Linked DNA regions of Homo sapiens: region 1 is linked to region 2. The links are chromatin loops, found by intact Hi-C in ENCODE. Cell type or tissue: PC-3. All regions are shown on one strand.

What was found. A loop is a pair of places that touch in the nucleus more often than their neighbours do. Peaks named below come from ENCODE experiments on the same cell type or tissue, not always from the same donor. Only the 100,000 strongest peaks of a DNase experiment are listed, where the experiment ranks them.
Region 1: it touches region 2 in a loop (10-fold over the local background); 6 of 110 quality-filtered maps call a loop at or near these places.

Annotation. Positions count from the first base shown.
Region 1 is chr3:83,511,973-83,516,972 of GRCh38, forward strand. No RefSeq gene overlaps it. Among named protein-coding and RNA genes, the nearest start is that of LINC00971, 1.4 Mb to the right of the region's middle. RefSeq lists an enhancer at 2,227-3,426. In PC-3, no CTCF peak of the experiment used is centred here; a DNase peak (open chromatin) is centred at 2,679; H3K27ac peaks cover 1,344 bases.
Region 2 is chr3:81,664,734-81,669,733 of GRCh38, forward strand. The region is part of intron 3 of GBE1 (1,4-alpha-glucan branching enzyme 1); the gene reads right to left. Among named protein-coding and RNA genes, the nearest start is that of GBE1, 94 kb to the right of the region's middle. In PC-3, a CTCF peak has its summit at 1,980; no DNase peak of the experiment used is centred here.

The DNA.
Region 1 (5,000 bases), 1.8 Mb after region 2:
TACGTTATGATAGATAAACCTCATTCATGCATCCATGAGCAAATATATTAAAGAGCTGCATTCACTTGATTAATGCATTTCAAATATAATGCTATTCTTTATGCTTTACAATTACATATCAAAGTCTGTAAAATATGTATGTTGTTTTGAGGAGCTCTTATATAATAATTTTGCCAGAAGAAACTTATGGTAACCTGAACTTTCAAAAATGATTTTGTAATTTATTTACATATTTCATGGCTGAGAATTACAATAGGAAAACAAATAAAAGGCTTTCAAGAGTAAGTAACATATCAGATTAGAATAAAATTTTGTTGAGGGAATAGAATGGAAATATAAGTTCAGGAGGAAAACAATTAGTTACTTTTTACTTGGAAAAAACAAGTTGGTGATGTCTTTTTTTTCTTAAGATGACAATAAATATTAAATGTTTATTACATTTAGATTTCAATGGATACATTTTTAAGAGTAATGTAGCAGTTTTATTTGTGAAGGTTAACATTTAAAACATTATTTAGTTTGCAATTTTAAAATTGTGACATCAAAAAATTTGGAGACAATTGGGGAAGAATTGGAGGGCTGTCAGATAGATCCCCAGGGACATTGAAGGAACATGAAGAACATGGGGTATCCTGAAAGTTAAACACAGTTTGAAGCAAAAGCTATCCAATAATCTCAAATACAGCTAAGAAGCTAGGTAATAAGACAGAAAACCAGCCACTGATCTCGGCAAGAAATGGGTTACTGTTGGTCTTAAGAGCTACTTTTTCTAATGGTAGAGGAATTAAACAGCACCAGTGGCCTCATTACAGTACAGTGAAGAAAAATTAGAAAATAAAGAATTGGAGACAATGAAAAGGCACAACTTTCTGAGGCCGTGGGAGGAGAAATAGAGAAAATGGGTAGAAACTGAATGATTATGTGAGTTATGGCATTTTCTTTCGGTGGGTGATAATCACTAAGGAATATTTTATGATAATGATAATTTTATGACAATGATGATAGTAATGATACAATAGAAAGGAAAAAGTGGTCATGAAGAAGAAGGCTGATACAAGGGCAGGATTGAGGCTTGTGTTTTATTTTGTTTCATTATATTTTGCTTTTACAGGTAATACGGGATGGGTTGCAGGAATAAATAGAGAGGCTTTATTTTGATTGGGAAAACTACTCATTACTCCATTCTACTAGAAATGAAGGCATAATATGTGGTTTCAGATACAGGAAGTTGATGAGGTTTTCAGCAGAGTGATGAAGGCAGTTGGCTTATTGGAGATAGGAGGTGTTATAAAACAGAAATTCAAAAAATGATTTTACTAAAGAAATGTGGTAAGATTGGCAGTGATGATAACTATTTGAGATTTTTCATCATGATTTTGAAATACTTAACACTTTGTGTGATATCTCCAAGAGCATTCAGCTTTATATAAAAGCAGATTAATGCGTCAGTGGGGAGATGGGTAATGGAGTTAACTGTATTTTTCAGTCAGTTACAGAGAATGACAATCAGATTAAGGTTGGGCAAAGAGGAAGGGGTACATAATTCTGGTGAGGTATTGGGGAAATCAAGGCCCTTGACCCCCTAAACGTTCACTGAAAAATCACAGCTGGAAGGAGATTGATCATTACAAGAAAAAGTATAACAAACTTATTTAATGTGTATGCATGGGAGTCTTTAAAATGAAAACCCAAGCTTCCTATGAGGTACAAATCTCGTATGTCATTTTGACTTTACAGAAAAAATGCAGGCCAAGAGTGTGGCCGAACACAGGTAATATTGGTAAATTAGGTTTTACTGCCAGGACAGGTTATGGGGCAGGAGTAAAGAAGAGGCTTGGGTAGCAAAGGTAGCCTTGTTATGCAGATGAAGCCTTGTAGGTAGTAGCTCTCAGAAAGGATGGATAGTAAATGTCTCTTTTCATACCCTTTAGATGTCAGACTCTAAGTTAATCTCCCCTGGATCCAGAAAAAGCCTAGAAAGGGAAGGCCTAGCTGCATTAATGGAGATTCTCAACAGATGCAAATTTCCCCCACAAAAGACTTTGCAGGCGCATTTCCATTTGCTGACCCTGTGGCAGCTAGTTAAAATATGTCAGAGAAATATAATTTGGTGTAAAATATTTATGTTTCATTCGATATAATTTACAAAACACAAATGCACCCATTTTAAGTGTACAATTTATGATTCATATCAAATTTATCTATTTGTGCAATCATCACCAGCATCTGATTTTAGAACATTCCTAGAAGGTTCCCTTTACAGGTAATCCTCATTCTCAGGAAACTACTAATACTCCCCCAAACTCAGGCAACTACTAATCTATCCCCATATTCAGGCAACTACCCCCATACTCAGGCAACTACTAATCTATCCTCATACTCAGGCAACTACCCCCATACTCAAGCAACTACTAATCTAGTCTTTATATCTAAAGATTTGCTTTTTCTCAACTTTCTATATAAATGGAATAATACAATATGTGGTCTTTTTCAGCTGGCCTCTTTAAATTAACGTGATACTTTCATGTACGTCCGTGTGAAGAGACCACCTCACAGGCTTTGTGTGAACAAGGCTGTTTATTTCGACTGGGTGCAGGTGAGCTGAGTCAGAAAAGAGAGTCAGCAAGGGAGATGGGGTGGGGACATTTTATAGGATTTGGGTAGGTAGTGGAAAATTACAGTCAAAGGAGGTTGTTCTCTGGCTGGCAGGGGCTGGGGTCACAAGGTGCTCAGTGAGGGAGCTTTTGAGCCAGGATGAGTCAGAAGAAGGAATTTCACAAGGTGATGTCATCGGTTAAGGCAGGAACAGGCCATTTTCACTTCTTTTGAGATTCTTCAGTTACTTCAGGCCATCTGGATGTACACGTGCAAGTCACAGGGGTTATGATGGCTTAGCTTGCACTCAGAGGCCTAACAGATACATTCAAAGTTCAATCATGTAATAGTGAGAGACAGGATTAGCTGGATTTCCTAGGCCAACTAAGAATCCCTAAGCCTAGCTGGGAAGGTGACCGCTTCCACCTTTAAACATGGGGTTTGCAACTTAGCTCACACCCGACCAATCATATAGTAGAGAGAGCTTACTAAAATGCTAATTGGGCAAAAACAGGAGGTAAAGAAATAGCCAATTGTCTGTTGCCTGAGAGCACAGCGGGAGGAACAATGATCAGGATATAAACCCAGGCATTGGGGTGCTACCCTCTTTGGGTCCCCTCCCTTTGTGTGGGAGCTCTGTCGTCAGTCTATTAAATCTTGCAACTGCACTCTCTTTTGGCCTGTGTTTGTTATGGCTCGAGCTGAGCTTTCGCTCGCCGTCCACCACTGCTGTTTGCTGCCCCTGTCGCAGACCTGCCGCTGACTTCCATCCCTCCGGATGCGGCAGGGTGTCTGCTGTGCTCCCGATCCAGTGAGGCGCCCATTGCCACTCCCAATCGGGCTAAATGCTTGCCATTGTTCCTGCACTGCTAAGTGCCCAGTTCGTCCTAATCGAGCTGAACACTAGTCACTGGGTTCTACGGTTCTCTTCCGTGACCCACGGCTTCTAATAGAGCTACAACACTCACTGCATGGCCCAAGATTCCATTCCTTGGAATCCGTGAGGCCAAGAACCCCAGCTCAGAGAACACGAGGCTTGCCACCATCTTGGAAGTGGAAGCAGCTTGCTGCCATTTTGGAAGTGGCCTGCCACCGTCTTGGGAGCTCTGGGAGCAAGGACCCCCGATAACATTAGCATGTATCAGTACTTCGTGTATGGATATACAACATTTTATTTATCCATTTAGAAGTTGATGGTCACTTGGCCTTTTTCCACTTTTGTACCATTATAAAAAAAACAAAAAATATTTAAGATGAATAATTTTGGACATCTGTTGACAAGGCATAAAATGAACAAATGTTCAGGGCGCCTATAATTTTGTCTGAATATTATCCTAGACAAAGAAGTAAAAAACTGAGAGTTTAGAAGTTTGGATGAATCATTTATGTGTTGGTTTAAATCATAAACGAAAATGAAAAGAGTTGTAGAGGAGAAAGAAAAGGAAAGCTAGGTACTAAACTTATCAGTGAGTGTCAGTAAATAGCAACGTGAAGGAATGAAATGCAGTGAAATCTGATGACCTTCACTTCACACAGACTAGAGTTTAAAAAGGGAGGAGGAGAGACAATGGCAAGCAGCATGTGAAACAATGGCTTTTATTTGTATCTTCTTTATCTCATTTGGTATGTGAACTATTTGATATGTGAAATATAATGGTATGTGAAGAAATTAATAATCCCTCTTTTAAGAGTGCTGCAGAAGAAATAGCATCTTCATGGACAGCTAGATTTGCGTTAGAGCAAGAAGGTGATAGGGTGGCGGAAGGAAAGCTTACTTAGACAGAATGCCATGGAATAATTTAGAAGTTCAGGAGAAATGGAAGTCTTACAGTAGGTAGCTTGTCAGACACTAATAGGGCAGGAGAGGGCCCCCACCTCCCACCAGGAAAGTCAGGTGACCATTAGGTGATGGTCAGGCAGTTTGTCACACTGCCTCTCTAAAATAATAATAGGTCACAGCCAGTGCCAGGGAAAGGTAGTCTCCCAGTAGATAGGGAACACCTGAAACTGGTGATCAGCAGCTTTCTGATAAGATCTCAGGAGTTGGGTGAGTGGGCTCGAGCATGCACATTAAGAGGCAAAATGGCGAATATGACCTTCCAAGGACATTCTGCTGATAAGGGAAGAATGCCTCAAGTGAGTGTGCTCGTAACACCAGTAAACACACTGTGCATGCTCCCCTCTGAAGTGCTAGCAGGCCACAGGGATGTGGACAATTCACCCCCACGGAAGAATCAGGGGAGAAGGGATGCAAGACCCTGGAAGTACGCCAATGTATAAAACCCCAAGTCAAGATGTCAAACCCCACACTTGTCCTTCAAGTCACCCCCTTGGCCCTCTTCCAAGTGTACCTTTCTTCTCTTTGTTGCTGCTCTAAAGCTTTTTAATAAACTTTCACTCCTGCT
Region 2 (5,000 bases):
TAATTACCAGTGCAAAACATTACGGATTATTATTTCATTATTATTATCACTTCAAACCTCTCAACATGACTGTAAATGTGACTTCTTAAGTCAATGACATAGAATTGGCAATCACAAACTAACTATATTTAGCATAATGACAGAGTAAACCTTGTTTAATATAAGTATGCAAATGTCAATGGCATTGTTATTTACAAAGGCAACAAACAAAAGCCATCACCTGTATATTCTTCAATTTATATTATTTCATTACATTCTAGTTTGTATATGAAATAATGCCTATTCTGAGAGAATTTTTTAATTCAAAGGAAGTTTGCAACAGTGTTTCATAATAGTAATACACATTTATATATACACACATATATTCACATATATTATACTACACATCCATTTAATTTCTGTGGGTTGAAGTAGTGTTTCTAACCTCTTAGAAATGCTGATTAAATAAGTTCTTTAAGTAATTTATGAAAATTAAACAAATGAAAATTACTAGATTGATGTTAGACATGAGATTTGTTGGCCGGGCGTGGTGGCTCACGCTTGTAATCCCAGCACTTTGGGAGGCTGAGGCGGGCGGATCACGAGCTCAGAAGATCGAGACCATCCTGGCTAACACAGTGAAACCCCGTCTCTACTAAAAATACAAAAAAAAATTAGCCGGGCGTGGTGGCGGGCGCCTGTAGTCCCAGCTGCTCGAGAGGCTGAGGCAGGAGAATGGCGTGAACCCGGGAGGCAGAGCTTGCAGTGAGCCGAGATTGCGCCACTGCACTCCAGCCTGGGGGACACAGCGAGACTCCGTCTCAAAAAAAAAAAAAAAAAGACATGAGACTTGTTAAACTAAAATAACCTACTGTTAGCTCTTGTAAACATTTTCTTTCTACATTACATATAAGTGGTCTTCTTGGGATATGTTAATGGTTAATTTTAAATTTTAAATCTCAAGCACTTCTTTATAATCTGTAGGCAAAGTTACAAAGGAGTACACAGAAAAAACAAAAACCACATCCCGCAAAACACTCAACATTGTTGAACAATTTACAGGGTAAATTCAGAGCACTTCTATGACCCAAATGCAGGAAGCAGGGAGGGTAGAAAATGAACATTTTGTTCTTCTAAGCAGTGGTAATGAAGGTGCAGCCCTGATTTTAATACCTCAAGAAAGCATACAATTGTTATAAAATTATGTTAGCTATTATAAGAAACAGACTTGAGTGATCTAGAATGAGTATATTAATACATTTTATTTCTTTTTATAGTCGAATGCTTAGCCAGAATAAATGCTAATTTATACCTTGTAGACATCACTCTTATTAGTAATGGGTATGGACTTGATTCTTCAAGTAACTAACATAATAATGTACCTTTTGAGATTTGCATGATATATTAGGAGGGGTGCAGCAAACTGAAGACTAATAGGCACAGTATAATCATATTTTTATGATAATAAAAAGCATATAAATACAGGGAGGCAGAGGACAAGGGCAAGGACAGTTTACAAATGCCTAAAAACTGATGAGCAAGAATACCCATAAAATCTGTCAAGAGTGGATGGTAGCCTGGAGGGCCAGGCCATTAATGATTATAAGAAGGGCTACTTTTCTTTCCATATTTTTTAAATTAAGTCCTATTTTTTAAACAGACATTATGAATCATGTTGCATAATTACAGAAAAAGTAAAACTGACTCTCTTCAACTAAAAATAAAGGCATTTCAAATATCAAAATAAAAAGTTTTCCTGGGTTGAAACACATGTCAAATGTCCTGTTGTTTTCCACACATCCAAAGAAATATACATGTGCATATATGTATGAAAGTTTAACTTTTTATTAATGTAAAAAATTTCAAAGGAAAATCTATTCCAGAGAAAAATATTATTTTTCAATCTGTAAGTTCAGGAAACTATGTAAACTGAAAATATGAAAAGAACAATTTAAACTCAACCAAAATGCCATGCCTTGGCTTTCCAAAAGAGGGAGATATAACTTCACTGCCACAAACATATCAATGTGACACATAAATGATCTACTCAAATACAGAACTTATCTAGAAAATAATTTTAAGGAAAAACTCTAAATTATGTGTTTATTTTAGCCTTATGATTTTAATTGCCTAAAAAGCACAGTTAAATCTATGAAAAATATCATGATCTACAATAATAAAATGAAAGCTGTTCCAGCTCCTTTAGAGAGCTCAATTGTAGAATAAAAATGTGACAAAAGACTTATAGTATTTAGATTTTGAAAAATAGGTTTAGAGATGACAGATGTCAGCTACTAAAATTTGTACCTTCTGATTGTTATTTGAAAATTAAAATTTAATATTATTCTGAACTAGAGACAGAATGCTACTCATTTCTTACAATGATTATTAAAATTCTCTTATTTCCTTGAGCAGTGGTTTGTTGCTCTCGTTGAAGAGGTCCTTCACATCCCTTGTTAACTGTATTTCTAGGTATTTTATTCTCTTTGTAGCAATTGTGAATGGGAGTTCATTCATGATTTGGCTCTCTGCTTGTCTATTGCTGGTGTAAAGGAATGCTTGTGATTTTCGCACATTGATTTTGTATCCTGAGACTCCACTGAAGTTGCTTATCAGCTAAAGGAGTTTTGGGGCTGAGATGATGGGGTTTTGTAAATATAGAAACATGTCATCTGCAAACAGAGACAATTTGACTTCCTCTCTTCCTTTTTGAATACCCTTTATTTCTTTCTCTTGCCTGATTGCCCTGGCCAGAAGTTCTAATACTATGTTGAATAGGAGTGGTAAGAGAGGGAATCCTTGTCTTGTATCAGTTTTCAAAGGGAATGCTTCTAGCTTTTGCCCATTCAATATGATATTAGTTGTGGGTTTGTCATAAATAGCTCTTATTATTTCTAGGTATGGTTTATCAATGCTTATTTTATTGAGAGTTTTTAACATGAAGGGATGTTGAATTTTATCAAAAGTCTTTTCTGCATCTACTGAGATCATCATGTGGTTTTTGTCCTTGGTTCTGTTTATGTGATGGATTACATTAGTTGATTTGCATATGTTGAACCAGCCTTGCATCCCGGGGATGAAACTAACTTGATCTTGATGGATAAGCTTTTCTGATGTGCTGCTGGATTCGGTTTGCCCGTATTTTATTGAGGACTTTTGCATTGATGTTCATCAGGGAAATCATTCTACTCTAAAGACACATGGTCATATATGTTTATTGCAACACTATTTACAATGGCAAAGACATGGAACCAACCCTAATGCCCATCAATGATAAACTGGATAAAGAAAATGTGGTACATACACACCACGGAATACTATGCAGCCATAAAAAGAAATGAGATCATATCCTTTGCAGGGACATAGATGAAGCTGGAAGCCATCATTCTCAGCAAACTAACACAGGAACAGAAAACCACACACTGCATGTTCTCACTCATAAATGGGAGTTGAACAATGAGAATACACGGGGAGGAGAACAACACACACCAGGGCCTGTTGTGGGGTGGGGGTGAAGGGAGGGAACTCAGAGAACGGGTCAGTAGGTACAGCAAACCACCATGGCACACGTATATCTATGTAACAAACCTGCACGTTCTGCATGTGTATCCCAGAACTTAAAGTAAAATCAAAATAAAAAATGAAAATAAAGCTATATTAATCAAAAATAATAATAATTAAGATAACAGGTATACACTGGTACTGTTCAGGCAAAGCAGAATGTAGGGTGAGCCAGTAATAAAAGTACTTACTGTATCGAGTTCTTGTAATGAGTCAATGACAAAATATATGTAAATTAGTTAGCTGTCAATGGGAAACATTCAGTAAGTGGTAGCTGCTTATGTTGGTATTTTTCATGCCTCCTACTTGAGCTAACAAAGCAAAAAAATCGATGAGCTGTTTATTCTTATCTTTTAATAGATGATGCTGGGTCTAGTAATGAGGTAATGAGTGTTTAATAATATAATCATACAGAGCCCTCTTTGAGAGGGAAAGGAGCTTTATGTCTATTTAGTTATGTTTATTACAGTGATTCTCCACCAAAAGAAGGAAAATCTGTTTTTCAAATTTAAAAACTTGAAACAGCCCATCCTGCCTCTTCCACACACCTAGCTCCTTAGCTTGATAGTTACTTCCACAGGAAGCTGCTTCTACTGAGTGGACTGTGTCCTAGCTCTTAGGCTTATTGGAGCAGATAAAAATTAAAAATAACTCATTTATTAGATTATTTCCTTAAAGGCAGTAATTTTTAAAATTCTGATTCCCTATGCATATTACAGTACCAGGTACACAGAAGATACTCAACACATATTTGTTGAACTAGTGAAAATATGAATAAATAGAACTCGGCAGCTAAAAATCAACCTTATGAGGTGATAGACTGTAGTGTAACCCTGCAACCAAAGCTCCACTATGATTGGGAACTTTCCTCGGCTTCAACTAGAACATTTGAGGGTCACAGAATCAAGGAATTCAGAGATTTCACAGCTGCAGCTGGTGCCAAGGAGCTGTTTGCTATTTAGATTAGTTCTCTTAGTTAATTGATTGTAACAAGTAAAAACTCAGTAAAGTTAATCTGCCAATTATCTCAAAAAAATAAAAAGGAAACAGGCAGAAAAAATTCCTGCAACACTTTTTAAAAAGTAGTAAGTTCAGTTCTCAAAAAAAGTTCCGAACCTAAAACAAAGGTTAAAAAAACAGCCATTAAGACTTAAAGCAGCAATGAAAACAATAATAGTTGCCTTGCCACAGTTTCTATAAAATTAGCCCTTATAAACTATCGAAGAATCAAATTATTTGATTTACTTCTTCAAAGACTGAGTCTCAAAATGGCTTTAACACTCAATAAATATCTTTTGAGTGTCTACTCTGCCAGGCACTGTTCAAAGAATTGAGAGTATACAGGAGTAGGAAAAAAAAAACACACACACACACAGCAAAGGCCATGCTCTCATGGAGCTTATACTGACATGGAAAGGGGATTATTTATATTAAATTTTAATTCCTCTTATTGTATACTG